Regions from separate parts of the Mus musculus genome. Here regions 1, 2 and 3 are each linked to region 4. A link is a loop called in an ENCODE intact Hi-C map of the cell type or tissue named here. Cell type or tissue: left cerebral cortex. All regions are shown on one strand. Region 1 has its middle 61 kb from the start of 4933402J15Rik. Region 2 has its middle 100 kb from the start of Gm35517. Region 3 has its middle 100 kb from the start of 4933402J15Rik. Region 4 has its middle 150 kb from the start of 4933402J15Rik.

The links. Hi-C counts contacts between places; a loop is a spot of excess contacts. Peaks named below come from ENCODE experiments on the same cell type or tissue, not always from the same donor. Only the 100,000 strongest peaks of a DNase experiment are listed, where the experiment ranks them.
Region 1: a loop joins it to region 4, with 2.0 times the contacts of the local background. A loop is called at or near these places in 2 of 42 quality-filtered maps.
Region 2: it touches region 4 in a loop (3-fold over the local background); 4 of 42 quality-filtered maps call a loop at or near these places.
Region 3: a loop joins it to region 4, with 2.3 times the contacts of the local background. A loop is called at or near these places in 3 of 42 quality-filtered maps.

The regions. Positions count from the first base shown.
Region 1 is chr14:74,290,680-74,298,679 of GRCm38, forward strand. It overlaps the pseudogene Gm6986. Among named protein-coding and RNA genes, the nearest start is that of 4933402J15Rik, 61 kb to the right of the region's middle. In left cerebral cortex, no CTCF peak of the experiment used is centred here; DNase peaks (open chromatin) are centred at 3,047 and 4,051.
Region 2 is chr14:74,113,264-74,121,263 of GRCm38, forward strand. No RefSeq gene overlaps it. Among named protein-coding and RNA genes, the nearest start is that of Gm35517, 100 kb to the left of the region's middle. In left cerebral cortex, no CTCF peak of the experiment used is centred here; DNase peaks (open chromatin) are centred at 126, 481 and 4,632; H3K27ac peaks cover 575 bases.
Region 3 is chr14:74,246,730-74,254,729 of GRCm38, forward strand. No RefSeq gene overlaps it. Among named protein-coding and RNA genes, the nearest start is that of 4933402J15Rik, 100 kb to the right of the region's middle. In left cerebral cortex, no CTCF peak of the experiment used is centred here; DNase peaks (open chromatin) are centred at 4,594 and 6,283; H3K27ac peaks cover 918 bases.
Region 4 is chr14:74,198,627-74,206,626 of GRCm38, forward strand. No RefSeq gene overlaps it. Among named protein-coding and RNA genes, the nearest start is that of 4933402J15Rik, 150 kb to the right of the region's middle. In left cerebral cortex, a CTCF peak has its summit at 3,673; DNase peaks (open chromatin) are centred at 3,287, 6,275, 6,621 and 7,275; H3K27ac peaks cover 1,857 bases.

The DNA of each region.
Region 1 (8,000 bases), 92 kb after region 4:
TTCGATCTGATTTCATAAGCAAAGCAGAGGGACAAGCAGTAATCTTTAGCTGGCACCAATAACTACCATCAATGTAGACCCACGTGCAATGGAACATTCTCGATAAAAGGAAGTGAGTAAGCTTTACACAAAAATATGAGGTATAAGAGTAGATGATATTTCCCAAATGACTGAGAGTCTCCATGAATTTTAATAATAATATTCCTCTTTATAGGATTTTGTAACTATGAAATCGGAAGAATAATCTCATCGCTTATTCTGAAAACCCACCAGTTCTGTATTATTGAAGCCTTTTCACAAATGAGGTCACAGGTGCAGTTCTCATGATCATGTATCTTTTACATGTTTAAGTCATGACACATATAATGCAATCAGCATATTCACTACATATATATCACTGAAGAAATGAAGATGTTTCTGTATGGAATCATATGAATATCATCTCTGTGACACAGTTTCACAAATTAAAGGGTTATTTTAAATGCTAGTCTACCACCTTTATTTTAAAATATAGGAAACAAACCAGGAATTGAAATGAGTCCTACAAGGCAAGACAAATGAGAGCAGAATTCTCTACTGAAGCTCAGTGTCTCACTCTTAACCTATATAGGTTTCATTTTCCATGCCCCCTCCTATAGTCACTGCCATTTAAAAACCAAATAGAAGCACAATGCAGTCTGTGTTTTGGGAGTTGAAAGCCAGTGTGATTTGTATAGTGGGCAAGGCATGAAGGACTTTTAGAATGTTTTGACTTTTACTCAAAACTGATGACTTCTGAACTTCCTTTTCCTTGGTGTTATATTTCTAGAAACCCTGCCTTCTGAGTGACACTGCCGCTGGGATGCCATTGAGCCCAAAGAACTCTCTTTCCACCATAATTCTCTTCTCTTATTATCTGTTTACTCAACCACTAAAGACATATTGGAATATTCACTCAAAATCTGTTCTCAAAATCTGAAGCCATGAGGCCAAGAGTGAGTAGAAGTTCCAAGTGTAAAGTGATAACTGTATATTTTCTCTGATAGCAATAAGAGATATGTCCTTAATTGAAACATGTTCCATAACAGCAGCCATCTAGAGTCTAATGGTGACTCACTCTCTGCAACTATTTGAGCTGTGCTTAAGTACAGTATTTTTGTACAGCAAGGCCTGGCTACCACAGCAATTAATGCTCTCAGCTATAAGTGTTGGACCATACAACTAAATGTGCATCAATCTTAAAAAATTAGTTATATCCAGTTGAACACTCATACATGTAATATTTGCCATTTCTAGTAAGAATATATGCCCACCGTGGTTAGTAGCAAGCTCTTAACAGTTACTGAATAGAATCTGAGAGAGCTGCTCCATCAATTCCCACAGCAATTCCCAACAACATCACAAGACAGGAAAGCAACAGATCAGAAGTTAACTCAGCAGCTGGAAAATACTGTCAACAATGCAGTCTGTTCTATGTGTTTTGGTCTTCATGCTAGCTATTCATCTCAGGTGTGGCTCTTCATGGTGTCAAGGAGGCTGCTGCTGCCCAGTCAGCAAGTCCTGCACAAACCAAAACACAGCAAAGATCGTTGCCCATAGCAATGCCTGAGTTATTTCACTAAGGCAACCATCCTGCTCTCCCTTCTCTCTACCCTGGATGAAGACTGAGTGAAATTCTCTTTTTAGTTGCAAACTGGAAGAAACACATTACATATCCTTTCACATATGTGGAACAGATGTATGAGACACAAAAGCAGAAAGGAGACTATTCAGGGAGAGGCAAGGGACAAATGGGAAGGGGAAGGAGAAATGAGAAGGTGATGAAGGGGGGTGAATATTCTCAAATATAATGATTTAGGTATGAAATGTCATAAAAATTCATTGTTCATACACTTAAATAAGAAAGTTAATAAAAGAAAAACATTGTTAAAAGCATTTCTAAAATACGGATGTGAGCTAGATCTCATATAAATATATATATGATATATATATTTATCTTAGATATATAAATATATGATATTATCTCGTGTATGTGTGTGTGTGTGTGTGTGTGTGTGTGTATTTATGTATGTATGTATGAGAGAGGTGGGGGAGCAAGAGAGAGTATGGACCACATGCTCCATCTCTAGTCCTAACCCCTGTCAATCTATTAGGTATGTAATCTCAAACAGGTCACTTAACCTGTAGCTTCTTTATCTAGGAACAGAGGTAATTTTATAAAATACTCTCAAAGTTCCTTTCTTGCCAAAGGAATAAGAGGTCAAAATAATAAGGCTACCCTGGCTTATTATTATTAACATACCTGGTCTGAATTCTTTGCACACAAGTATACCCAATACAAAGAAGTCTACTAGCTCTTGCATATTTAGAACAGTTATATAAAACAAGGTGGGAAAGGAAGTTACCCGTGGCCAAACAACAACCACTTACATGATACTGTCATACATCTCCAAAGATAGGTCTGGGTCAGGCAAGCAGAAATTAAGAAAAGCAGAAGGAAAGGAAGAAAACCTAATCTTCCAGAGGTGAGCATGCTAGTACTAGAAAGAAGGACTCTTAGGAGATTCTTAGAAGCAGAAACATTTCCTCTTAGATGTAATTTAATTACTTCATTGCAATCTGATATCCAATTTGTTTATTTTCAAAGATACACATTCATAACTCGAAGTAAACGTTTCACCTTTGTTTATGTGAGTCTTGCATTCATGGAAGAGATGTGAGACTATGCGTGGTACAAGTAAAGCTGGAGGTTGATCGCAGAGAAATTGAATGTGGTCACCAGACAAGTCATGTAGCTGAGGACATGGTGGACAAATATGATCTCTACTGAATTCTTTCTACTAATAATCTGGGTTGGTTCCTGTGCCAGCCTTAATTAAGGGTCTTTATCACCATCTCCTACAACAATCCTGAGTTGCCACCTTTCCCTTCCTCCACCTCCTGCCCTGGCCTTACACACACACTAACAGGAGGATATTTATGTCCAGAAGCATCTTTACTGCTTTTCTAAATCAGTGCTGGGAATGAGAATCTTGCACATCTAAAATAGCGCGGAAAACTGTCACTTCTCCCTGACCTCCATGAGGCAGTACCCTGTCTCCCACATGCCTAGTTCTGCCCTGTGCTGCTCATAGCTATACCATGCTGCAAAGAAAGCTATCATGAAAATCTTCCAAATAACGACCCCTGAAAAAAACCAAACCCAGCCAAACCAAACACCAAAGAAATGCAACCAGTGTCTCCCATGATCTATCTAAGGGTAGCCCTGTTGAGTGCTTGCATTCTTCCTTCATCTCTTGAAAGACTAAAATAAGCAATCAGAACACTAAGAGCAGGGCTATTAATAAACTGAATAGACAAATTCAACTAGAAAAAGAAATTTCATTACTTTGGGGCAGGGGAATCCTTTAATTTACTTGTCTATATTTCTGTCTAGGAAAGTATTAAAAATAAAAGTGAATTCTCTTTTCTTATGGAGCACTTGCCAGTCACTGGGGACTCTTCTAACCTTCAGGCTTTCTAGCTCTCAGTGGCAAACCCTAGAGATGTAGATGAGGCTTCACATCATCTGTATTGCTTTCAGGTTTCCTGGGAATACTTGTGGCTGCTACATCTCTCTTGTGATAGTTCTGCAAGAGATGGGCACAAGGATTCCCAGCTACCCAAGATTTGACTACGCACCAGAGTACTTCAAACTGCAAATAGAGCCCTTTGATTTAAAAAGAACTCAGTAGACCTCACTTCCATTCTCAGGCCTCTTCTATGGTGGTTAAATAGAAATGTTTCAGAGGGATTCTTTCCTGTTAGTTTAACACCAAATCAATACAGTGCAATTCCGGGGCAGGCTTGCTTGTTCAACTTGTCTCCATGCTTCTAGAAACTCACTTTCTTGATTTAGGATGGGTAAATACACTTGAAGATGACGTGTGTCCTGGCAGTCCAATTAAAGTCACAGGGACAAAACAGAATCCACTGCAGAGTGGGTATCTTATTTTAGTGTCTGCCAACTACAAATAGCTCAGAAATGTTACCTCCCCAGTGGGGACATTTAATTTACAATATAACTTTCTATTTTTAATGACAGTGTTTGCACTGCTTTTATAATCCAAGCACCTAAGGAGATAAACCAGTGAGTCAGAAGTTTGGATCGAAGCCACAGACACGTATGAGTACCATTTGTTCTTTCTTTCTCTCAGTCTGCCTTAACTTTAAGGAGCTCAGTTCACTTGAGTTCCTCTAGTACTTCTGGTACCTACTCATCTTGAAACAGTATTATTCACCTCATCCTGCTTCAAAACTCTTCATCTCTGGTCTTAGAAGCCCAGAGGTCTCCCTGTGTTTATTCTTTGGGCTAACTACAGCATTGTGGTTACAGAGCTGAGACTTGTGAGCATGTGGGCTTGTGCCTTTAAATAGGCACACCCTCATTAAGCACGGGTTATATTTTATAGACAAAATGTTAGCATGAGGAAAATTATGTTATCTGCCTAAAGAGCTAGAAGATATATGCTCATATTTAAACCCCAAATACTCATAATTTTGAAAGTTATGCATTTAATCGTTCTGTGAACTGGTCCAAAAAGCCCCAGATAAAGAATAAGGTGTGTAAGTTGCAGGGTAGGTTAAGACAGGGCCAACACTATGGGATGGGCCTAGCTGTATGGTTGATATTATATGTGAACTTCACCTCTCAAAGTCACATGCATTGCTTTTAACTCTTTTTCCAATGAATTTTCACCAGGCCACTGACTTGGGCAAACTCCACTCAATTATTTCCTCAATGGAACGATTGTGGTTATATAGCACAAATTGTAAAGAGAGCCTCACATTGTATTTTAAAGGAATTCATTTCCAGTACAACGTGTCAACGTTTATTAAATTCCTGAGGGAGAATTATAATGGGAAAGGCAGAAGAGGAAGAAAATTCTGCGGAGCAGAGATGTCCAACCACTGGCCACTATCCTCGTGCAACTCCTCATTGCAATGAACATACCCCAGTGAAAAGCATAAACTCATTCAAACCATGAGTTTTTGTGAAGTTTTTTTTGTAATTATACTGTGTGGTCCTCATGCATGGGTTTTGTAGATGATATCTGAATGGCAAAAAGGTTGGATATGCCTAAGGATGAGAGACACTTTCATGTATAAAGTTACAACTTATATACAAAACATACTTATTTTGAGTTTCATGGAGTCAATATGCATGTTATTTGTGCAAAAAAAAATGATTTACCATACTCCTCCAGGTGCCCCAGAAATTACAGAATAAAGCTGCTTGGAATATTTAGAAAGCACTTAGGGCTAAATGTAAATAGTTGTCTGAGTGATTGCTTGGCCTATAAAATCTAACTGCTCAGAATTCTTGCCCACTAAATATTGGATATGTGAAGAAGAGATATTATGGCTCAGTGCCCCAGGCTCACAATATACTCCTCTTCCTCCTCCCCCTCCTCCTCCTTTCAATCCTCATCTTCCTCCTCCTCTTCCTCCTCCTCCTTCTCCTCTTCCTCCTCCCCCTCCTCCTCCTTCTCCTCTTCCTCCTCCTCTTCCTCCTTCCCCTCCTCCTTTTAATCCTCTTCCTTCTCCTCCTCTTCCTCCTCTCCCTCCTCCTCCTCCTTCTCCTCATGGCAACAGAGTAATTAGCAACATTTCTAATCAGCTGCAATTCAATAAGACTATTACTTATTGAGCAGTTGTACTCTTGTACAAGCCAAGAGTGTCAAAGTAGTGAGAAACAGATATGCAATCCATGCCCAGATTGTTATCATCAACTTAACAAACATATTGTTTTCATAGTTCCATGACTAAGGTTGAACTAAGGGGCTATTTCAAGCTAAGAAACTTAGAAATAACAGAAGCCATCAGTGAACTTATCATACTTCTTGCAAAGCACTAGAGGGGAGAGTATGGATTGGCATTGGCCTCCCAGACTATAAAGCAGTTCTTAGTTTTCATAAAATCCAGTTCTGCTCTAGCTCAAAGACATCATGACACCGACTAAAGACAGGATTCTATTGAAGTGTTTGGGCAGTAGAGTCAAATGTTAAGACCCTCTGAAGCAAAGGAAGACCATGTTCTCCTAACTGTCAGTACTGAACATCAGATTTTATCCCACCAGCTGAATGAGAACGGCCAATGCCAGAGGAATGAGGTAGGAAAGTTGCCTGGCATACCATCCTCATCCATATGAGTCTCTTGCTGTAGCAAAGGTGGCCCAAGCTGAGTCTTCCTTCTTGAAACAACAAAAGGAAAGGCCTTGGGGAAGAAAGGCTGATGATTCTGAATTAGCCTTAGAACGCATCATCAAGCATTAGTATCCCCTTCCCTACAGCCCTGTCAAGGATGGATGAGATATTGCCAGACAGTAGAGAAGGTGGCATTTCTTAACCTCCACTGCAAACAACGATTAGAACCAAAAGGTTATATGAGGTTTGGGGTCAGAAATTATTAGTCATCATTTCATCTATTCCAAGAAAGAGTAAAAAACATTCCCCTTGGTTGCTCCTCAGAGAAAATGAGCCAACGGGCATCTGAAACAGCCTCTGGCACAGCTGTGTTTCCTCTTGGCATCCTGTCCTCAAGAAAGCAGGTGATTCTGGCACTCGTGAGGCAGACAGGGACATGCAGGGTGCAACTCAGGTCACAGGTTTTATATGTACACTGCAGGAGCCAATCTCAAGGTAAGAATATGGATGAGAAATTGCTATACAACTGGCTTCAGAGATAATTTAAAGGTTTATTAGTCGAATATACCATTTTCTCTACCTGAAATTGAAGATGCTCAATTTCCTTCTACCTCTGCAGATAAAATGGAGAGCCCTGGCTCTCCTGAATCACACCATGTAGACCATGCTGATCTACTTGCCTCTGCCCCCTCAGTGTTGGGATTAAAGATCTGGATGTGGATAGTGAAGCTAAGAAACTACTGGGACTAGGACAGAAACATCTGGTGATGGGTGACATTCTAGCAACTGTTAATGCATTCCAGGAAGCAGTTAGTCTTTTAGGTAAAAAGTATGGAAAAACAGCTAATGAGTGTGGAGAAGCATTCTTTTATTTATGGGAAATCACTTCAGGAGTTGGCCAGAATGAAGACTGGAGTGTTGGGAAATGTCTTAGAAGGAGTGCATATAGAAGAGGAAGAAGGAGAAAAAAACAGAAGATGAATCTTTGGTCGAAAATAATAATAATGTAGATGAAACTGAAGGCTCAGAGGAAGAAGACAAAGAAAATGACAAGGCTGAAGAAACAACAAATAAACCAGTTCTTGAAAAAAAATTCTCCTCAAGAAAATGAAGAGGAAGAGATTGGGAATTTAGAACTTGCCTGGGATATGCTGGATTTAGCCAAGATCATTTTTAAGAGGCAAGAAACAAAAGAAGCCCAGTTTTATGCTGCACAAACCCATCTTAAACTTAGAGAAGTTAGTGTTGAATCTGAGAATTATATCCAAAGAGGAGGATAGTTTCAGGCTTGCTGAAGCCTAAAAGAACAATATTTGGAAGCTCACGATTGTCTCCTTGCAGAGACTCACTACCAGTTGGGTTTGGCCAATGGTTACAGCTCTCAGTGTAATGAGGCAGTAGCACAGTTTGGCAAATCTATTGAAGTCGTTGAGAAGAGGATTGCTGTACTACACGAGCAGATGAGGAGGCTAAAGGAACATTTACTGAATATGAGAAAGAAATTGAGGAGCTGAAAGAACTGCTACCTGAAATTCAAAGGAAGATAGAAGATGCAAAGGAATCTCAGTGGAGTAGGGATGGAGCTGAACTGGCCTACATCCTCAGGGAATGAAAACTACTCTGGTGGGGAGCTCTACTTCGGGTTTCACTCCTAGTGGAGCCTGTGCTTCAGTATCCATGATAGCCAGTAGAAAACCAACAGATGGCACTTCCTCATCAAACTGTGTGATTGATATTTCCCATCTTGTCAGAAAGAAGAGGAAACCAGGGGAAGAGAGTGCCCGACAAGATGATACAAAGAAAGCTAAACAAGAGCCAGAGGTGACTGGAGGCAGT
Region 2 (8,000 bases), 85 kb before region 4:
GCCCTTCCCCTTGTCTAGGGGGAGGTGGGTAAGGATGGCATTTGAAGAGCACTTGGCTCACTGAATGCCTTCTCCCTCAGCATCACTGTGAAGCAGTTTAATTATGCAAATGAGCACTCCTTAGCACAGGGGCTGGGGGAGGTGTGGCAGAGAGTGGAGCAGTGCAGGAAGGTGCGAGACAGGAATCAGGCCAAGAATATCCACACTTCTTATACTGAGAAAGTTCCCAGGGACTTTTTTTTTTTTTCCTTTCCCTCCAAGATGATAAATCATTTCAAAGCCTGCTCTTTTAACTTCCTTTACATTTTTTCCCATCTTACTTCCTGTTCTAAAAAGGATGGAGTCTTTTTTAAAATGCTAGGTTGGTTTTAGATTTTTGTCTCCTTTAGAGAAGCTCTTATGGTAAAGTAACAGCAATGTTTTTCACGTTGACGCTGAATTTCAGGGAATGAATCTTCCTTGATACTTCCTTAGATCAGTGGAATGAGTAATTCAGTGTGGGTGTTGGGGAACACATGGGGAACCTTCAGAGGGTGGCTTCTGGACTGGGGTTTCATTCATGGGGACTAGGTTTGGGCACAGTTACCCAGCCTGCATAGCTTTCTTGGAGAAATAGAGACCTATAGAATGAAACCTGAAGCGCAGGGATTGGTTGGCAGCTCACAGGAGGATCCAGCTGGGGCTTAGAGAATAATACAGTGTTTGATTTTTCATTTTAACCTTTATAGCTAAGTAATGAGACATTGTCCAAAATCCTTCTAGGATTTACTAGAGCCAAAATATAGTATGATAACCCCAGTTTTAATATACAGAGAAAGCTATGTAAGTTCTCAATATTGTTTCTTCATATATAATTTAGTATTTTTCAACTTGGCAGATGTTTATAGAGGATTGGCTTAGAAATAGACTAGACAATAGATGGGATACACTGATCTAAATACACAAGTCTGTATGGCAAGGCGGGAATGGGAGAGAGCTCAGGAGGCTAGCCACATAGAATGTTGAGTGTCAAAATGATAAAAGCGAGCTGTGGTCTACGGAGGGTTTGTGTTCCTGAAGGGTCGTTTGTGATTAAGTGGTTCTTTTGCAGGGTGTCAGGAAGTACTATAGCATCTTCCAGAGCTTGGGGTGAAGTGAGAGCCTTAGGTCCTCTTTGGTGGGAGGTATTTCTTAATTAGTCCCTTCAGTAATTCTTTGCAAGAAGATTGTTATAAAATGAGCAATCCTGGCCCAAACATCCTTCCTCTCTGCCCTGTTTGTGATGTGGACTGCTCACTCAGACATGCATTATACTGTGAAAAGCCATCATCTACCCCTTCTCTGGGTTCTGCCTCCCCAGCATGGGATTGGTTCTGGAGTATAACAGTGGATGAGAATAAGACAGTATGTGATAAAGGGAAGTCCTGAGAAGAATTCCTGGTATGACTTCTTGACTATGCCAGGGCCTAACAAACGCAGAAGTGGATGCTCACAGTCAGCTATTGGATGGATCACAGGGCTCCCAATGGAGAAGCTAGAGAAAGCACCCAAGGAGCTAAAGGGATATGCAACTCTATAGGTGGAACAACATTATGAACTAACCAGTACCCTGGAGCTCTTGACTCTAGCTGCATATGTATCAAAAGATGGCCTAGTGGGCCATCACTGGAAAGAGAGGCCCATTGGACAAGCAAACTTTATATGTCCCAGTACAGGGGAACGCCAGGGCCAAAAAGTGGGAATGGGTGGGTAGGGAAGTGGGGGGAAGGGTATGGGGGACTTTTGGGATAGCATTGGAAATGTAATTGAGGAAAATACGTAATAAAAAAATTAAAAATTAAAAAAAAGAAAATAGGTTGATGTGTATTGTATACAGGAGGCAAAGTTAAATATAACATATTTCTTAAAAATAGACAAAGTCGATAATTTTAAAAGCAGAGGGTGAATTATATTATTGGGCAAAAGGGAATTAGTTTAAAACCATTAAATAAAACCATTAGAGATGAGTGATTTCTAACATCAAATACAGAGTAACAATTGTTCCACCAATGACCCTTACGAACTGGAATTTGATGATGTTCTAGTCTAACCTGCAGTCTAGAATAGTGGCATGCTTTAATTAACTAGTCTAAGTGAACTCTGGTCACTGAAAACATCAAACATCTTGTTTTCAAGTGTATATGAAACATTTATAAAAATACAAATACCAGAAAATGAGGTCTATAAGTGACCAAGCAGTAAATACACAAATATTCATTTCCAGTCTCAATATAAGGAAGCAGAACTGAATTTGACAAAACTAAGAAAAATGTTAAAATTCACTTAAAAGCAATATATTTAAAGAACAACAACAACAAAAATCTAACCCAAGGGTATTCCTGGCTATCCATTACTATCACCTAGAGAAAGCTTTAAAATAATTGTGGTGGAAATTTTTATTTGTATCTAGATTCAAATTTACTGTGGTATAAAGTAATGTTTACATGTGGGTTCTCATTTTCCTGTCTCCCTCTTTCACTCCCTTTTCTTTCTCTCTCTCTCCCTCCCACTTCATCCCTGTATTCCCTCTTCCTTTTGCCCTATCTGCCACCTTTTGTATGTATGTAACTATCTACATATTTATGTACACACATGTATATGTATACATATGTATTGGTGTATATGTGTACTAATGCATGCTTTCACACATTGTTTGTTTTTAAATATCTTCCCTCCCCTCTTATTTTAGACCTAATAATGTCTCAGATTTCAAGATTACAAGTACACACACATACACACACACACACACGCACGCACACACACACACACACATACACAGAGAGAGAGAGAGAGAGAGAGAGAGAATTACTGACTTATATCTCAGATGAATTTTACATATAATCTGGGTGGGGAACCTTGTAAATAACATGAGAAAAATATGTCAAGCATATAAGTACATGAAATAAATCCTAGTAAAAAAAACAAGAAACAAAAAAACCAAACAAGCAAAATAATTTTACCATGTAGTAGTTCCTGAAACAACAGGTGGCCGTTCAACTCATTGTTTAGAGCTACTGTAAACTCAATTTAAAAACTGTTATTGACAGTGCACACACACAATAATTATAAACTTAGAACATAGATTGCATAGTAATATATAAATAGGGGTTATATTTTTAAATTTAAAAAAGTAATTCACAATCAAAAAGACTTCATTGTAGGAATTTCAAAACAATTCATCAGTGAATAAGCCTCTACCAATCCTTTACATTCATAGATGAAAATAATAACTGGATCTCTGTGAGGAAACTTAATAGAAATATCCTTCATGGCTCTGGTATTTGAAAACTTGGTCCGTAGTTGGTTTGCGGATGTTACAAAACCTTTAGGAGGTATAGCCTTGCTAGAGAAGTGTGTCACTGGGAGCAGGCTTAGAAGTAAGACCTTAACTCATTTCTAGTTGTCTCTTTCTGCTTTGTGTTTGTGTTTGAAAATGTGATGTGTCAGCTTTCTCTTGTAGCTGCTTGCTTCGATGCTTCCCCCACCATTATGGACTCTTCTTTTGAAAACATAAGCCCAAATAAACTCAATAAGATGCTTTGGGCATAGTGTTTTATCATAGTGACAGAGAAAATAAATACCTTCGTCTTAGAAGTTAGAAGTGTTGCTGTGTATGCCCCACTGCCTAGTTAGTGTCAAATTAGTGATAAGACAGCACTTTCTTTAAAATAGTTCTACATCCATGATCCTTCATCCCTTCTTCTCATGCCTTGCTAATATCATCTCAGACTTTAAAATTCAGTTCAGGCTGTGGTTTTGTTTTTTTAGAGATGTGGCTGAAATTTTACATTCTTGGGATGGAGTAGTTGCCCATCACTGTGTTTCTGGTTGCATATCTCCATCTGTGGCCATTGCAAACACTGAAATTATGATGTACAGTCAATGTGTGTGAAGCTAGATGCCCAAGAGATGAATGGCTATATACTTGTATCTGGTTTTTGCAATCTTTGCTTCTTGAGTCTTCCCATAGAAACTAGTTTGTCCTATCTATGATACAATGTTAACTAGAGCATTTTAAAGACTTTACTGGCCAATCACCAACTATAGCTTAATGTCTGTATTTCCCAGGTGGTGTGGTATAGTTTATTTTTGTTTGTGATAAATTGTCATTCTGCCTTTATGGAGAATTAGACTTCCTTGCTACCTACCCATTGTCATCAGGGCTGAAATGGTGACCTGCTTTGGGTTAATAAGCTAAGAATAGAGATGCTAGGTGCTACATGGAGTCAGTAGCTTTGTAGACTATATTGTCCTCCTTCTACTTTAACTGTCCTATAAGAATGACAATGCATTATAAGGGAAGTCCTATTCTCCCTGAATCCTGGTGTAATAAAGATGCCTGGAACAGAGGTATAGTGGGCCCAGGGTTGATACATGCCATAAGTAAAGGGTTTTTGTTATTTAAGCTAATGATACATGAAGCTTATTTGCTGCTTAGGACTGATCTTATGAATCATGAAACCCTCTAAATCTAGGCTCCCCTAATTATGCAGCCTTATTTCTTGCTATTTTACTTTTGTGTGTCTGCTTTGCCTTATACTCTCCCAAGCACAACACCTCCTCTAGCTGCCACCACATGCCTTTTTTTCCTACTTAACTCTGTGATGTTTCTCACCTCCATGACTTTGCATAGTCCACCCCCTCTTTCTAGAATATTCGTTCTCTTCTGGTGTCCTCCTACTCAACCCAACTGTTGGTTCCTACATGGAATCTTCCTTGGTCTTCTTGCTTTTCTCATTCCCAATCTGGAACACGACTAACTTGTTCTCTCCCCCTACAAACTACCTAATGATTGGTAATTCACTAAGAGTTTTTCTTTGTTTTTGTTTTCAATATCTTAATTATGGGAATTATGTCTAACTCATGTCTAGATATCAGGGGTTTGGAAAATACCTGACATAAAATGGGCCTCACTGAACTCTTTTCTTGTTGGCTTTTTTGGTTAAAATAAAAATTGGAATAGTTAAACAAGAAAAAAAAATGTGATCACATTACAATTAAGTAATCATTTGATAAGGACTATCAAGAGACCTGGATGTGCTTTGATAGAGAAAGCCTTAACTTCCAAGTGGAGTTTGTCTGAGCATTCTGCTTAAGTGAGTCCTCTTCCAGGTAGCTTCCTCTGATGCTCCTACTGGTTGAGAATACCCACTTTAAACTCTGTGGATTTCTAGGTATAGCATTCTCCATATGCTATATCATGACTTTAATGAGAGTATTGTCTTTTCCTGTATACTATAAACACAGAGAAGGAATGGCTCTTTATTTAAATCTTTTCATTTAAAAAATAGATGTCAAATAAATGCATGATGAATGAATAAGCAGGATAATATCGACAGAGAATATTAGACCATTTGGTGATATCTTAATGTCCCTTGGTGTTTGAATCCTGAATGGAGAGACATACAGACAATTACTAAGTGCTTCCCAAAAATAAATATCAATCTATCTAATCTTTAGGCTTAAACCACAGAACAACTTTTCTCTGAATTGCTTTCTGGTGTCCCACAGACTTCGGTGCTGTCCCACAGTGCTCTGTTTTATTTTTAATTCTGGAAAAATCTGAGAGTTCAAGATATGGCTTCATGCTGTAGACTCCTTCCTTCTCATCATATGATTTTGAAGAAAGTTAATCGGTCTCAGCTTCTAACACCACAGAAACAAAGTGTGGGCAACAATAGAAACCATGTTGTAGCATTTTAGAAAGGTTAGTGGGAAGATGTGTGTAAAACTCTTAGCTCATTGACCAGCACCTGGTAAATAAACCAAAACTAGTGTTATGATTATCTTCTTTTGTCAGTGATTGTAAGATAATTTCATTTTACAAGTTTTAGGAAAAAAATTGTACACAGACAGAAAAAGAAATAGTATCTTGTGGACAAGTACATGCTTAGAATGGTAGAATCCAGAACCAATATTCTATAGTTTAGTAAATGATTACTGAGAACTTAGTGAGTATGAGATACTGAGAAAGCAAATGTTCTGCAATCACTGCCCTCAAAGAAAATGAAGAAAGAGGGGGCACTTCTGTTTTTGTAATAGGAGGAGTGGGTGCTGATACAAAGGTGCAGTTGTAGGAACACAGAAGACTAGAGCCTAACACCTAGTGTCAGAGAAGGGCATTTCCATATATAATTTAGCATGCTGTAAAAGAGGTTGAAAGGCTTAACCCATTGAATTGAATAACAAATACCTTAGCTTTGCTCTGGGACAAAGTCAGTATGGAGAATTCACAGAGCATGGGAAGATGAAGGTTGGGACTGAGGAGGTGGCTTAGTGGCCAGTGTTTGCTACTCAAGCATGAAACTCTACATTTGGATTGTAGGCACTCAAGTAAAGGCTAGGCACGGTGACATAAGCCTATAAGCCCAGCACTGTGGAAGGTGGAGGCAGGTAGATTCTAAAGGATTGCTGACCACACAGCCTAGCTGAAATGGCACACTCCAGATTTCAGGAGCAACCCTGTTATGATTTTAATGTGAAATGTTCTCCCTTGGTTTGTAGGCTTCACCCCTCAGTTCAGAGCTGATAGAGTTGCTTGGAAAGCTTGTGAAACTTTTAGGAGGCATAGCCTCAGTGGAACAGGTGGGTCTCTGAAGCTTTGTAGTCTACTTCCTATTCAGTCTATTTCCTGATTCTAGATGTAATGTGACCAGCTGGCATCTTGCTCCTCCTACTATGTTTCCCTGCTCCAGTGCTGGGTTTTAACCACTATGATGCCCACTGGAACTTTGACACAAAATCAGCCACTTTTGCATTATGTTGCTTTCGTTGGGGCACTTCATCATATCAACGAGAAATGAACTGAGCCCCATCTTGTCTGAAGAGGTAAGGCTGAGAAGCAATTGGGAGAGAAACACTGGAAATTGACATGGTTGGAAAGCACAGAGATACCAGGATGCTTGTTCCTGCACATATCTATACATATGCATATGTGTGCATGAACATGCATACATGCACACACACACAGAGACACAGGAAAAGTAGGGAAGAGGACAAAGGCACAACTGAGCAAACTTGTTTATCTATGAGGATGCTGAGGTGTGGAAAGAGAATTACTGTGTTACAGGCTGTTCCAGAAGCGTGGAAGAAGAGATAAAACAGGGAAGGAAGTTGGTGGTCAATATTCTATTCAGACAAAGGAGTGGTCTGTCATATGCTTTACTAATAGGGGTCAAGTTCATGGTGAAGGAAATTGAAACTCGTAGATGAGGTCAAATTGTCCAAATAATGATGTCATGTATAAGATAAAAAGATGTAGTTGTAGATGTCCTAAAACACAGACCTTGTATTATTTGTGACTATTGTGAAAGGTGTTGTTTCCATAATTTCTTTCTCAGCCTGTTTATCCTTTGTGTAGAGAAAGGCCACTGATTTGCTTGAGTTAATTTTATATCCAGCTACTTCACTGAAGCTGTTTATCAGGTTTAGGAGTTCTCTGGTGGAATTTTTACGGTCACATATATACTATCATATCACCTGCAAATAGTGATATTTTGACTTCTTCCTTTCCAATTTGTATCCCATTGATCTCCTTTTGTTGTCAAATTGCTCTGGCTAGGACTTCTAGTACTATATTGCATAGGTAGGGAGAGAGTGGGCAGCCTTGCCTAGTCCCTGATTTTAGTGGGATTGCTTCCAGCTTCTCTCCATTTAGTGGGTTGGGGAGCAGGGTGGGGGGAGGGTATAGGGGGCTTTGGGGATAGCATTTGAAGTGTAAATAAAGAAAATATCTAATAAAAATGCCTTAAAAAAAGAAAAGAAAACAGAAAGTAGACAAAGGTAGTGGGGCTTTGGGTCATGTGTTCTTTCACTGAAAATACAATTTCAATAACATAAAATAAATAGGTTTTTTTTGGAAACAACAACAACACAGAGCTTGAAGAACTAGTTAAGTTGTGGTAGTGCTGAAACAGAATCATCTGGAATAAACACAGTGAATAATGATAGTTTGGGACATATTGAATTTGTGATTGTCATTT
Region 3 (8,000 bases), 48 kb after region 4:
GTGTTGCCACCCTGGGACTATATGTAGGTGCTGAGAATTGAAGTCTAATCCTCATGTTTGTATGACCAGTATATTAATAGTTGAGCTATCTCTCCAGCCCTAGTAGAGGATGATAATGACCAAAGGTTCAGTGTTTTGTGAGATCTGTTCTCATTTATTTTGAGTAAATACTTGAGAGTATAATTGTTGGGTGACATAATAAGTCTTTATTTAAATTTGTAAGAAACTGCCTAATTTCTTTTGCATAGTTGTTGAATCATTCTTCACTCTTATCAAAAATGTGTAAGGTTTGAGCTGTTTATATTCTTGGCAGTACTTTATAACATCACTTTTATGTTTTAAGTAAATAAATTCTAATGGGTGTGCAGATACATATCATTATGGTTTTCAACTGCATTTAGCTAGGAATTATATAGAATATTCCTATGTTTTTATCTACTCATCTATTTTTCATATACTATATGTAAAGATCTTTTATTCATTTTAAATTGGGTTGATTATTTTCTTGTTTCATTTTAGAACTATAGCTATACTCTGGATGGAAGTTTTTTTTTCAGACACATGATTTTCAAGTATTCTCCCCTGGTCCCTTTTTTTTTTTTTTTTTTATTCTTTGTGTCTTTTATAGAATACAAGTTCAACTTTTTATAAAGCCACCATATAGATGTTTTCTTTCATAGGTATTTCTTTCAATTTCACACCTAAAACAAAACCCTTAAAAAACAATCAAATTTGTTAAAGATGAAAAATGTTAATGAAAGTGAAGACATGACTACTGATGTCACAGAAATATAAAAAGGTTATAAAGGGCTGCTAGAAATGACTATATTAATGAATCAGGTAGCCTAGAAAAAAGAAAATTTCTATGAATACAAGTGATTATTTAAAACTCTCAAAAATTACAATGTACTTCTTTAATAAGCAATTTCAGCAATGCCAGTATATGAGGTTAATATAAAAAGGCAAGAATGTCTTATACATAAGCAATGAACCATAAATGCTTTCATTCTCTGTATGTTTGTTGTATAAAAAAAGCTTCTCATTTTTGCATGTTAACTTTGTGCCCTGCTAGTTTGCTTGTGTATTGAATCATACGATCCACAGATAAGGGTACGGTTACTCCTTCCTCTTTGCATCCTCTTTATCTGCTTCCCTTGTCTTACGCTGTATTGACCAGGACTGGATAGATGAATATCCTTGCTTTGTGCTTTGTTCTTGATTTTAGTGGAAATGCTCTGAGCTTCTCTTCATTTAACACAATACTGGATATTGGCTGTGGGCTTATTATATACTGCCTAGTGTTAAGGTAGGGCACCTGGATACATAGACTCTCCAAGAGTGTTAAAATGAGTAGATATTGAATTTTGATAAAAACTTTCTCTACATCTATGAGATGGTATTATGGTTTCTGTTTTTTAATTCATTTACATGGTTGATTTATATATTTTGAGCCATCCCTGCCTCTGTAGGATGAAGTCTACTTGATTATGGTAGATATTTTTTTTTGATGTGCTCCTGAGTTCAGTTTCCAAGTATTTTGCACCAAACATGTATATCTGCTTTCCTCACTGATACATGAGAGAGAGAGAGAGAGAGAGAGAGAGAGAGAGAGAGAGAGAGAGAGAGAGAGAGTAATTACCTATGAAGTACATGCTTGAATACTGTGCAGTGGAGTGGAGGGGTTTGTTTTTCTGGTTTAAGTAACTTTTCAGTTGTACATTGAATAGCCTTAGCTGCATGAGTGCACGCCTGCTAGAGCTTTATTTCCTCCAGACCATGTCCATCTAGAAACAAAGTAACAGCTTGGATGTTCTTTGCTCTCAACCTATCTGGCTTTTTCTCTGAATCATCTAAGGTCCAGGTAATAGGGGTAGTAGCTGCCTGATTTTGGAAACACACAATGCAGCTTGCCCATTCTGGCAACATCATCCCTAAATATCAAGTTTTCCTCTCAGATAAAGGCTTTCTGTTTCTCTTTGATGGATCTTTCAAACTATGCTTTACTGAACTATTTTTTTTTTCTTTTTTCTTTTTTTCTCTTTTTCTTTTTTCTTTTTTTCTTTTTTCTTTATTTCTTTTTTTTTCCTTTTTTTTTCTTTTTTTCTTTTTTTTTTTTTTTCTTTTTTTGAGACAGGGTTTCTCTGTGTAGCCCTGGCTATCCTGGAACTCACTTTGTAGACCAGGCTGGCCTCGAACTCAGAAACCTGCCTGCCTCTGCCTCCCGAGTGCTGGGATTAAAGGTGTACACCACCACGCCTGGCTTTCCTGAACTCTTAACAGTGTTTTGCTAGAGCTGTTTGGTCATATGATGGAAGGCGTAAGGAATGAGAAAATGCCCTCTTCTGCTGCAATGGGCTTGGTTCTCTCTCTCTCTCTCTCTCTCTCTCTCTCTCTCTCTCTCTCTCTCTGTGTGTGTGTGTGTGTATATGACGTTCCATTTTCTATTAGAAATAGGTTAAAGATAGAACATTCAATATATTTTATAATACACTCCTGAAATAAGCAACCTAAATATTTGTGTTATATAAATACTTTCTAATGCATCTATTACTCAGACTTACATGAGATTCTTCAACACAGATACACACATACATATTTCAGGATACCAGATGTCTGAACTGGAAAGCCTATTCAAATTGCCCAGACTTTGCATGTAGCACTTGCCTTCAAGGGTAATATAAAGCCAGGGAATTTCAAGTTGTATATTATAATCATCTGCTTAAATATTTAAGTGATCATTTATTCATGAGGCCTTCCCTCTTTCCTTCCCAAGATAGTTGGCATGATGGAACAGCAATTACAAGGCGCTCATAATCATAATCACGGCAATTATTATGCTTTCTGGCAGTTCTGCCGTAGTCTTACATCGTAAGCCTCCAGAGATCAAGTTCTGCCTGGGGAACAAAGAATGTCCATCCTCAGCAGGGCTTCCAGCCTGTACTCTTGCCCAGGTCAATTGGAGAGCTTCAATACTGCCTCAGCCACACCCAGGACATATCCCCAGTGGCTAAGTGTCACTCAGTAAATGAGACTGTTGCATACTTAGCCACACTTTGCTGCTCCCGAGAGTTCTTCATCCTTTGATATCTGCAGGGTGAAGTGTAGCTGATTTAAGATTCTACAAAGCTTTCTGCCTCAGATGCCCTGCAACGGGGATCGGCTGTGAATGCAGAAATGAGTAGGGTATGGAAGATGGCTCTTTAGAAAATGTAAAGGAGCCAATTTCTAAAGAGAGTTTAGTGTTCACTCAGAAATACCAAAGCTGTTTATCTGCACCTATATACATTCTTCTCACCCCCCTCGTGCATCCCTGTGTTTAGAGCTATCAATATCACAGAGAATGTAGGGCCCCATGCTATGAAACTGAGTTCCATGGCTGTCTGAACTGAAGTTCCAGCATTAGAACCATTGCTGCTAGGAAATGTCACCTTGTCCTTACAGCTTGAGTCATGGGGTTTCAAATAACCAACTATCTCATCCGTCAGCAACTGTCCCAGTTTGAGCCAAGTTAGTTTCACAGCTTAGGAAATCCCAGGGCTGTGGCACACTAGGACAGCCAGTGTTCAAGGTCAGTATTTACATTAATCATTGAGTTGCCTGCTGATTGTTGTCATTGAGTGTGAATACCTTGAAGGTTGAAATTGTGTAAACTCAAAAAAAAAATGAGTTGCTGAAAAAAAATGAGAGTTTGAGTAAGTGAGTGAATAAACAGACCAAGATAATAAATAAATAGGGTTAATTAGTTTTCTAAAGCTATGATTTTAAAAGGTTAATTCATTTTTTTTTCTGTGAGGGAGAAGCAAGAGCCTTGTTCTTAAGTTTACTTAAATTAATTCCTCAGACCTAAAACAATAACCAGATTGAATGCTTGAAGATCAGACTGGAGGATGGTACTGGGATCACTACTGAAAAGTGAAAACTCCTACGGGAAAAAGATGTTGGAAGAGGTCAAGCAACCAGAGATGAATACAGAACGTTCCTTCCCCCTAAGCCAGAAGGATCAATGTTGTAGTTTCAGTCTATCATTTCAAGCCTGGGTCATGGAGACTCTGCCCTCACAAATGGATTAATGCTACCATGTCTCTCACCCTTACCTTGTCTTCCACCATGAGATATGAGAAGACACTCCTGACATACACTACATCACAGCTCCTGAATCTTGGATTTCCAAGTCTTTGGAACTGTGAGAAAGTGCATTTCAAATCATTTTAAATTATCTAGTCTGTGATAACTGTATTACTACAAGAGATCAGAATGCTGTTCCTGTAGAGCCCACCCACCCTCCTTTATTGCAGATTAGCCCACTGCATCATCAGAGAACTCTGATTAGTTAACCAGTGAATGCAAGAGGAAAATAAAGAGCATCTGGCATACTGTAGGAGGTATGGAGATCTGTTTAGTATAAGAGTCTTGACGACTAATGGCCTGAGTTTGAAATCTAGCACTTTCTCTGTGTCCAACTCTGTGTCATCGGGCAGGTTACAGAGTATCACTAATCCTCCACTGTCTCACCTATGGAATAACTGTCACATCATCTAGGTGACATCATTCTTTCAAGATAAATGAGATGCAGTATTTGGCTCAGCATGTGACTCATGCACAGTTCTTCATAAACAGTGGCTGCTGGCATTGCTTTGATTATTGCCAGAATAGAGTCTTTGGCATGCAAGAGCCATGCTGACATCTCATTGAAGAGTTTGATGCAAATGTAAATACTTTAACAAGCACCTAAATGCTACCGGCAATTTAGAAGACACAAAGAGATCTTATTCTGACCTAGGAAAATGTTTCGGCTAATTCAGACATTGGAACATTCAGATCATAAAACTAGGAATCAGCAAGGACTGGTGATGTAGAGATAATAAGTATGTTTCTGACTTTGTGAACTTGTAATTCCTTTAGTGTAGGGACATCTTAGACCTTCTTATACTCAACTCATTAGTGTGTGTGTGTGTGTGTGTGTGTGTGTGTGTGTGTAGAGGTACATCACAGAAAATTGAAATACAGCCATTAAAATATATCAGTGACCATAAATATTTTTTACTATTGGGTAAAGATCAAAGGAGGTTTGAGTGTGTCAACCCAAGTTCACATGCTGAGAACCAGGGCCTGAGGGAAGGTGTTTGATCCTGACTATCCAAGTTTCATTTTTTTATTGTCAGAATCTAGCATTATATAAACAGAGAGAATGTCTTTAAATTGTCCATATACATTTAATAATAAAGATAATCATATGAGAAACTCTGGAAATTATAATATACTACACTAAACAATTAGGCCTCTATTAGTTATAAATCTTCAGATTTTATAAGACCATATTTAATTGGAAAAAAAAACCACAAAATTTTATTAGGTTTACAAAGGCTTATCACTGACACTGAAATTATCCCAAGGACTATAGAGGGGTTCCTTTTAAATGAGGGTCACTTAAGAGATTCTTTTGCCAGGCCCAATAGTGCTCCCAGAGCATGCCCTCATACAATCTAGAAACCTGAAGCCCTTTTAGCAGCTAAAGTCTGGGTTGAAACTAGATTCAGCAGTTCTGCGTCTCCAGCAGTTCAGTTCCTTTGCCCTTGGGAAGCCTAGAGCAACAGCATACTAAATGACTGCTATGTTTAACATCCTTCAACTTCTATCAGTAAAACCAAGCGATATTTCCGGAGTTTGTTGAGACGAGTATGTGAGAATAGCTTAGATGGTCTCAGGCTCCCAGTCCTTCTGCCTCCCCCTTTTAAGTACTAAGATTATTGATGTGTACCCCAACTCCTACTCTTACTTTGATCCCTCAAAATATCTGCATTTCAGGGTATTAATGTTTTCTCTAGGCACAACCAGTTATTTTTCTAGAATTTTGGTAGAAAAGCTTTGGCATTATATTTAAACAAACACACATGTGCATTGTCATTTTCTTATAATAAATCTGGAAGCTAAAAATACATGGACCTCTTTTAGGCTATACCCAGCGCCCTAGTGTTCTGTGTTTACACTTCTCTTCTGCAACGTGGGTGGGATGTTTTGAGTACTCAATGTGATGACATTTTCCAATCGGCCAAACACACATACAAGTTCCATGACTTTGTGTTCTGAATTTGCACACATTTCTCTTGCCCTGCCAGCACATGGTCACACACAAAAGCAAACTCTAGCTATAACAAATGCAGGGCTCGCCCTCCCTTTCTCTCCACCCCCAGGTTCCAGACGTTTGCATTTCCTTCAGAGGGAATAAGATTGGGTCCTTATGCTTTTTCTTTTCCCTAGAGGCCCTGGAGCCTCCCGCAGTTATACAGAACAGCTGGTGATACTCTTAAGATTTTCTACAAGGCAAAATGCAGATGGTGATAACCAACCACACATTGTCATTTTTTCCCCAGACACTACCCTCCAGAGATAAAATTGGCACCAGTGAAATGAGCACATTTTCATGCCAGTAAAGAAGAGCCTGCTAAAAGGCATGGTGTTCTCTGAACTCTTTCTGTCTACCAAACTCACCCCCCAACATTGACACAGGTGACTAAGGCTTAAGGCCAAGTCTCAGAAATTTTTGATTACTAGGATGGAAAAAGACTTTTCTGGGTATTCAAGGTGACTGTAGCTCAGTAGAGGACACTGTTGAGACCACAAACTCTCAGAAAGCCCAGACATCTATCACTATGGTCCATACCAGGGAAGTATTAAGATTGAATTGAGCATCATAAGGGTGAAGACCCAATAAGTGAAAGGCTGGTGGACATTCTAGGAAGAGAGGTGGGACCTCAGGAAAGATACAATAGACATTTGTCACAATATGGTGTTCAGGGTTCCAGCACTCTCACCTGACTTATGTAACTCTATTAGCTTCTTCAGTTCCTCCATATACAAATTGGCATAACATTCATCTCAGAGGTGTTATGAGACCTAAACCATATTGTGTGGAAAATGTACAGCAAGTGCTACAGTGGTTTCTCACAAGTGGACTCCTGAAGAGAAGCTGAGCAACCCTGCCTTCCCTGAGTTACAGTGCTCAGGTTGAACGAAAGGAATGACATGGAAACAGGACTCTTCTCTGCATGAGATAACAACTCAACTGAAGCAATGCACATTAGTGACCCATTTGCTTGCCTTGACCTCACCCACTAGAAAGCTCTATGGAATAGATAAACCTGCTATTATTGTAGCAGCTCAGCTTCAGGTTATATCTAGAAAACAGTCAAGAATTGGTACAAAATATACTCCAGTGGGGTAAGATTATTTTCCAGTTGCTAATGAAAGAGCAATGTGCCAAAAACATAGTCTGAAAGATTAAGTGTGAGTTTACTTACCATAAGGAAGGTAAAACCATCCTTCTAAGGTCAAGGGAAAGTCAGAGTCCCTAACTTAAGAATCATTGGCCTCTTATATCTTACCTTGCAAACCTGAATAACAAATTTCAGGAGAACTGTAAGGATATGCAAGGATCCACCCAAAGAGATTTAACCCTTTTGGTTAAATCCTGACTGCTAGGGATTCAAGGAGTAGGTGTGAATCAGCATCCACACTGTGAATCTTCCACCCTAACACTCCCAAAATATTGCTGACAACAAGTCATTCCTGAGATCCTCTGTTCTCTGACCGTTGAATTGCTTTGTCTGGCATGCATTTTTTTCTTTGCTTCCCTTTATCTGTGTTTATATTCTTGCTCCCCCTAGATTAGTGGTTCTCAACCCCCCTGATGCTGTAACCCCTTAATGCAGTTCCTCATATTGTGCTGACCGCCAACCAAAAAATCATTTTGTTGCTACTTCATAACTGTAATTTTGCTATGGTTATGAACCCTAATGTAAATATCTGATATGCAGAATATCTGATATGTGACCCCCAAACTTGTCACAACTCACATGCTGAGAACTACTGCCCTACATTTATTACCATGGGCTCCTACTACCTGCATACATTTTTTGCTGCAACCACCTTAGTTTGACACTGCTAAAATGTTATGGCAACATTCTTCTATTCCTGTCACTAAAGTAAACACCTTTTTTCTC
Region 4 (8,000 bases):
AGAAAATTTTAAAAAATCTTGGAACAGGAAAAAGAATCATAATATACTAAAAGTAATGGGATATAATGTTGACAGCACTACTAGGAAAGTTTATGGCCTTAGATGGCTGTTTCAAAAATTGGTAAAAAATGATAAAGCTAATGTTTTGCAGAAATCTGAACAAACAAAACCCTAAAGAAGTAGATAGGGAGAAATAAGTATGATCAGGATGGAAATAAGTGAAATACAAAATTTTAAGTTTTTAAAGAAGTTTTTATGTGTATGAGTAATTTTCTGCATATACATACACACACACACACACACACACACACACACACACACACACACACACACACACATATGTGTGTACAATGTCCCTACCTGTTGAGTCTAAAAGAAGGCATTGGATCCTCTGGATCTAGGACTACAAATGGTTGTCATTACGGGTGCTGGGAATTGAACCTAGGTCCTCTGGAAGAATAGCAAGCTTCTTAACTATGAAGGCATGTCTTTAGCCCCCAAAATAAAAAAATAATAATAAATAATAAAAAAGTTAAAAAATTACAAAGAATCAATGAAATCAAGAATTGGTTCTTTGAAAGTGTAAGATTGACAAATCCTTAGCACTGTGATGGTTTGTATATGCTTGGGCCAGGGAGTAGCATTGTTAGGAAATGTGGCCTTGTTGGAGTAGGTGTGTCAATGTGGGTGTGGGCTTTAAAATTCTAGTCCTAGCTGCCAGAAAGTGAATATTCTGGTAGCAGCCTTCAGGTGAAGATGTAGAACTCTCAGCTCCTCCTGCACCCATGCCTGCCTGAATGCTGCCATGATTCTGCCTTGAGGATAATGGACTGAACCTCTGAACCTGTAAACCTCAATTAAATGTTGTCATTTGTAAGACTTGCCTTGGTCATGGTATCTGTACACAGAAGTAAAACCCTAACTAATACAGCCACATTAACTGATTTTTTAAACGTATTAAAATAGAAGCATTTTTACAGATAAGAGTGAAATTCAGAAAATGGTAAAGACATGCTTTGAAAACCCACATCCAGCTACATTAGAAAGTCTAAAATAATCATGAATTTCTAAATATATATGAACAACTAAAATTAAAACAGGATGAATAGATAGTTTAAACACATCTATAAAATGACATTGGAGATATAATTTTTTTTTTAAAAATCTCCCAGTTAAAAAGAGCAGAAATTGGTGGATTCACTGCAAAATTCTATCACACATTCAAAGAAGAATCAACTAATACTAATCAAATTATGACATAAGATTTAAAAAAAAACACAAAAAAACAAAAAAGCAGATTTCTCCCAAACTTTCTTTGCGAACTAATAGTACCCAGACAGAACATAAATAAACACACATGTGTATATGCAAGTACACACATATGGGCACACACACAGAACTGAGAAAAACAAAACAAACCAGGAAAAGGTTTTCCTGGTGAGCATAGATGCGGTGATTCTCAATAAAACGCAAACTGAATCCAAGATCACATGAAAAAGATCATCATGACCAAATTTATTTCATTATAGAAATATAAATATGAGTCTACATAGATAAATATGTAAATAATTGTAATCTATCACACAAATGTACTAAAAATCAGAACTCATATGATTCTTTCAATAGATTCAGAAAATGTACTTGACAAATTCAACACTCTTTCATGATAAAAGACTTGGAGAGGCTAGGGACAGAGGAAACATACCACAACCATACTAATAAAGGCTATGATAAACCTACAATCAACATCATATTAAATGGGGCAAAAATAAGGTATTTTAGCAAATTGAAGGGTAAAATATGGGTGTCTACTCTTTCAATTTTTATTTAATATAGTGAATGAAGCCTTAGCTAGAGTGAAAGCAAAACAAGAAGATAAAGAGGATACAAATAGAAAAGGAAGGCATCAAAATATCCTTATTTACCAATGAAAAGATTCTGTACATAAGAGATCCTAAAGATTTTCCTAAATATCTCTTAATTTATAATAATTTTCAGTAGTGTCATGATGAAACATTAACACACACACACACACGCACACACACACACACACACAAACCAGCCATCCTCTATACCAGTGAAATGCATATGAGAAATAAAATCAGGGGATCAATCCCATTTACAATAAGTCTTAAAGATGAAATACTTAGGAATAAACCTAGGCAAGGAAATGAAAGATTTCTATAGTAAAAGATTAAAGTCTCTGAAAAAACTGAGGGAGACCCTGGAAGATGGGAAGTCTGTCCACATTCATGGGCTGGAAAAGTTGATATTGTGAAAATGACCACCCTAACCAAAAGCAATTTGCAGATTCAGTCCAATCACAATAAAAATTCTACGAACATTTCTTCAAAGCAACAGAAGAAAAGCTTAAAATTTGTATGGGGGTTATGAGGCCTCAACCCTACACAAAGAGCTACAGGCATAAGGAACACTGAGAACAGGAGAAATACGTCTTCTTCAGGGAAAATGCAACAATTGGTTATCCAATACCAAGAGTTAAGCCCTGACAACATACATGCAAGTAACATTATACAGACTGAGTAGATTATATTTAAAAATGTGTATGTGTGTGCCACTCCTGATTTCAAGTTATAATAGGCATGCTCTAAAAAACAGCATCTAGGAGATACAGATTAAGATTACCTTCAAATGTATCTCACTGCAGTCAGAATGGTCATCATCAAAAATACAAATAGTAATATAAATACTGACATGGTTGAAAGGATAAACTAGTGCATGAATGATGGAAGTCAATCTTAGGATCCTCTTAAACACTAGAAATAGAACTACAATATGACTTAGCTATAACTCTGTTGGCCATATAGTCAAATGAATCTACATCTTACTAAAGAGATACTTGCACACCCATATTTATTGATGTTCTATTCGCAATAACTGGGAAACAGAATCAGTGTAGATTTCCATCAGCAGGTGAAAACAAAAATATTGAAGATATCTACAATAGAACTTTAGTCAATAGAAAGGGGAAATGATATTTGCAGGTAAATTAATGAAATTGGGGGAAATTATACTGAGTCACCTGGGCTAAAAAGAAAAAATGCCATGTGATCTTTTTTATGTGCAGATCCTGGCTTTGTCTCTTAGGCTTTTATGACAAAGGACCCATAGAAGCCATGAAACTAGAAAGGGGTCACTCTGACAGGATGTTTAAGTATTATGGGATAGAAGAACATAGGTGACATAAAGTCTGAAGGAGGAACATGTGGGAGAAAGGACTATACTGGGAAGGGGTTACAGGCAGGAGGAGGATGACAGAGCAGGTGGTGGGGCGGGTTAGCAAAAACAGAAGCAGGGATGTTAGACAGCCATATGGAAACCTGCCTTCTAACCCAGTTAAAGACATTTAAAAATAAGAGTTTAGAGGAACGTACCAGTATAACTAGAATATATTGCTCCTACAAGCATCAAGATGCTAAAAAAAAAGAATCCTTGTGCCACAATTGAACTCACAGAGACTATGGTGCATACAGGTTCAAGCCAGACAGGGTCCCAGTGCTGAAAGAGGGAAGGTGGACAGGGGCTCCATCCCTACCAAGAAACTATCTGCCACTCACAAAGGAAAACTTAATTTTCCATAATAGAGGCTTAACTATTATATAAACCATACTTAAGGGTATTCCCGTATGCCTACCAGTAGATGGCCATTTCAACACAAAATGAACTAATGGTATTTCTGAAGACTTTTTGTCTCATTTTTTTTCTGTCTTATTGTATTTTTTACAGCTTTTCCTCCTCCTCTTTGTCCTTCTTTAAATTGTTCCATTTCTTTTTCTCTTTCTTGTTTTCGTTTCTAAAGAGAAAGAAAGGAAGTTGGGTGTTGGGTAGGCTGGCAGGTGGGGAAGGTCTATCAGGATTTTGGAGATGAGAAACTGTGATTAGAATATTGTATAAATTTTTTAAAAGAAAGAAATAAAAAAGTAAACCCAGCTAAAGAGATGGAAAATCATCTTTTTTAATTTGCTAATTAGGAATATCCCTATGTCTATCTTACTCCTGTTTGGAAAAAGATATTAAATCTGTGTGGGTATCAATTCCCCATCTATAATATGGGGTGACAGTGATGAAAATGGTGATAACTGTCCTGAATCGCTTAGGGTATTGTTTCAAAGATAAAGTGAAATAAAGTGTGTAAGTGAGTGTAAAAAGAGAAAAAGAAAGAAAGGAAGGGAGAAAGGAAGGAAGGGAAGAAAGAAAGAAAGAAAGAAAGAAAGAAAGAAAGAAAGAAAGAAAGGAAGGAAGGAAGGAAGGAAGGAAGAAAGAAAGGAAGGAAGGATTGAAAGAAAGAAAAAAGAAAGAAGGAAAGCTCAGATGCCAGGTATGAAATAACTCCCTAAGGGTATTGGAGGCTCCACACACCCTCAAAAACAATACAGGCACTTGTCTCTTTGCTTGTTAGTCTACCATACCTAGAGGCTAAGACCTACTGCTGAGCATGACACATAACATGATTATAAAAGGGATCAAGAAGGAAAGAAGAATACTGAGGAGTCACAGTAGAACTTATCTGGAAAATTCTGTTGGTTATTTCTCAAAGTTCCAAAAGTTGCCACATAGGTGGTTGGGAAAATAAAGGCATCAACAGCTGTACCTAGTAGTGGATTATAATGAATTACATGAACTACCATAACAATTTGCCAGGCAAAGATATGTTCACATGGAAGATAATGGTATAATATAATGTAGGTAACCAGCCACTCTCTGGTTGTATTCACCAACCAGATCACACATTCAGATCACACAAATGATCTGGTGTCTAATGATATGAGCTGGGCTTTTTAAGGACATAAGACCTTATGGAAAAATACTCCCAATGATTATGAAATGTATATAATGTCAGTCTGCCTTTAAATTTTCTAATGGTTATACCTTTAGAAAATGGTACGCTAAACCCGAATCACAGAAAGTTCTGTTTCACAGTGAATGTCAGGGAATGTGGACACATAGCTGTCCTAGATGCTCAGAATTAAGTGACAGATGAGAATTCAGTCCTAAATCACCCCTCCAAGTCTCGGGGAACATTGTAGAAAAATGGTCAAAAAGAACTCAATAGCCAGAAGATAGAAAGATACAGAAATCCTAGCTTCTAGCCATGATACTATCAGTGTAACCAGGAACTCACAGCAACTCTATTTACATGCATTGAGCCTGTATAATGTAGGCCCCTCAATAGTTAACCATGGGTGGCAGAGGGCCATGGGACCCTGGCCTTTACTGCTGATAGACGCTCAGAGAAAGAAACTACTGTATTCAGTTTTACTTGGTTATACCGACTAGCCTCCAGTAGATAAATTCTAATCCTATGGTTACACAGAGTGCCCTCCTCAAACGTGAAGGGCCATGAAAGAGTAGGGCATGGATGGGGGAGGAAATTAGTAGGAAATGGGAGATAGAAAGAGAAGGAGGGAAAATAAGAAAGAATTAAGGCAAAAGCAATCGAAATGTGTTAAATATATATATGTGTACATACATATATATATACATATAGCACACACACACATATGTTTATGTGTTGGGGGGTGATGGTCAAAGATCAAGCTTAATTTTTAAAAGAATTGAAAACTAGGTAAAAAGACGGCAGAGCCGGACCAATACAGATGCAGATGTACACAGCCAAACATTGGACTGAGCGTAGGGACTCCGATGGAGAAGTTAGGGCAAGGAATGTAGGAGCTGAAGGGGATTTCAACCTCAAAGGAAGAATGATATCAACCAACCAGACCTCCCCAAACTCCCAGCAACTAAATCACCAACCAAAGAGTACACAGGGGGTGCCCATGGCTCCACCTGGATATGTAGCCGAGGATTGTCTTATCTGACATCACTAGAAGGAGAGCCCCTGGGTCCTGTGGAGACTTGATGACCCAAGATAAGGGAACACTATGCTGCTGAGGTAGGAGTTGGTGGGCAGGTGGGGGAACACTCTCATAGAGGCAGGGGGAGGGAGGAGAGGATAGAGGGCTTGTAGAAGGGAAACTGGGAAGGGGACTAACATTTGAAATGTAAATAAATAAAATAACCAATAAAAGACAAATAAATAAAAACAGGAGAACCGTCCAAAAAATTAAAATATCCCATGTTTTACCTGAAAGTTCCATGAACTCTAAGACAAGTTTAGTGTTTTTAGCCCTTTGCTTTAGGAGACCCTTGGCAGTGATAGGCTCAGTTCAGTTCCAAAGATCAGTATATCCTTTTGTTTCTGTGCTGAGTGGCAGGCCTCTGAAAGGCTGGGCTGAAGGTAAGCACATGACTATCAGAAGCAACACTGTAATGTTCTAACTATTTCTGGCTGAAGCAATGACCTGTAGCTCGACAAGGAGATGTCTGGAAGAATTACCCCTTCTGTCTATATATACTGATAATTTTGGTGTGTAATTTTTTCCCCCTAATTACTTTGCTGACTTAATAGGAGAATGTCAAGTTCATACTGAAGTCATTCCTGTCTGACATAACTGCACTTAAGAAGAAAAAAGAAATAGGCAGGGGAAAAATTTGCTCAGTGTTAGACTGAGGAGTCTGTATTAGGACCTGTTCCAAATTGACATACTGTACGTAGACTGACTGAGCTTAGTTGGTTAATTATATCTAGAAAGTCATTTTCCCTTCCAAATGTGCACACACCATTCATGGCTCATTATGTAATTCTAAATGCCTTACATTCCTATCTAGATCTAAATAAGCATGTCCATTTTTCACCTAAGAAAGCTACATCTCAGAGACAGATGTCAGGGTAGTACAGAAGTCAAGGTGGGTACCCAATTAACATTTCTCTGTTCCCGTGAGCATCTAATATTTCAGCATTCATTTTATGGTCTTTATATAAAGACAAAAAACTATTTCTATCACAAAAAGATTTGAAGATTAAATCTATATAAATTCCACATGCAGTACTCAAACTCTTACACATTGCAATCGGTAGTATGGCAAGTAACATCACGTGGTATAGCTATAGCTAACTAAAACAGGTCAATGCCCCTAAATTTAAGGGATCTTACTTGGTGATTTCCAAGTCTTTTGAATTATAAAACTTTTTTTTTTTTTTTGTAATTGAAGTAAGTTACTGGATACCCTGAAAATAGTGATTTATTTTTGGTTAGCTCTTCTTTTGTTTAAAAGTGACATATTCATATCCAAAAATAAGTATGTAAGGCATAGCTGTTAAGTTGATGTCATGACAGGATGGTGCTTTGTTTCCAAAAAGTTTTCAGATTTAAAGATGACTAGAATGCATGAATTTACACGTTAGTAATCACGGAAGCATCTGTATATATTTTTAAAAATGTGGCTGCATAGAAAGATAATTTAATCTGTCTAAAAAGGACCCTCTACATATATCACATGCATATTCTTGCTTGAACTGGTGTCCCACACCTGCTTCTACATCACACCAATAGCAACCAATATGAAACCATCGCCCAAATTTCTTCTATGCCCTCAAAAGGTACAAACCCACCTCCTTTTAGAGACAGTGTGTAGTAGTGTGGTTAAAAGTAGACTTTAAACCTTAGAAATGTTATTTAACACTCCTAAACCTTCATTGCTTCCTTTAATATAGAAATAATAATATAATTATTTACATTATAGAGTTGTTTTGGAAGCTAAATAAACAAGTGCTTAACCCTTAAAAATATGATCATCATGCATTGCTACTAGCAATATACTGGCCTTTTGTCACAATGGATACTGCTCCTTTGTGTCCATTTTGAGTCCAGCTCTGGTCACAGGGCCCAGCTTACCAGTTGGACATGCATGAGACTGTGTCAAGATGATGCTGAGCTGATTGCTTCCGTTTGAAAAACATTCTACATGCTGTTTCTTTCTGAGCTTTACAGGTAATTAGGACTATTATTTGCCAAGCTATGATCTCATCCCTGTTTAATACTCTTTTGATCAGGATTATGCCTAGACGTCATGCTTATGAAGTAGTTTTGGACATTCAGTGTGGATGATCACTAAAGGAACTCCACAGGTTTTTTTTT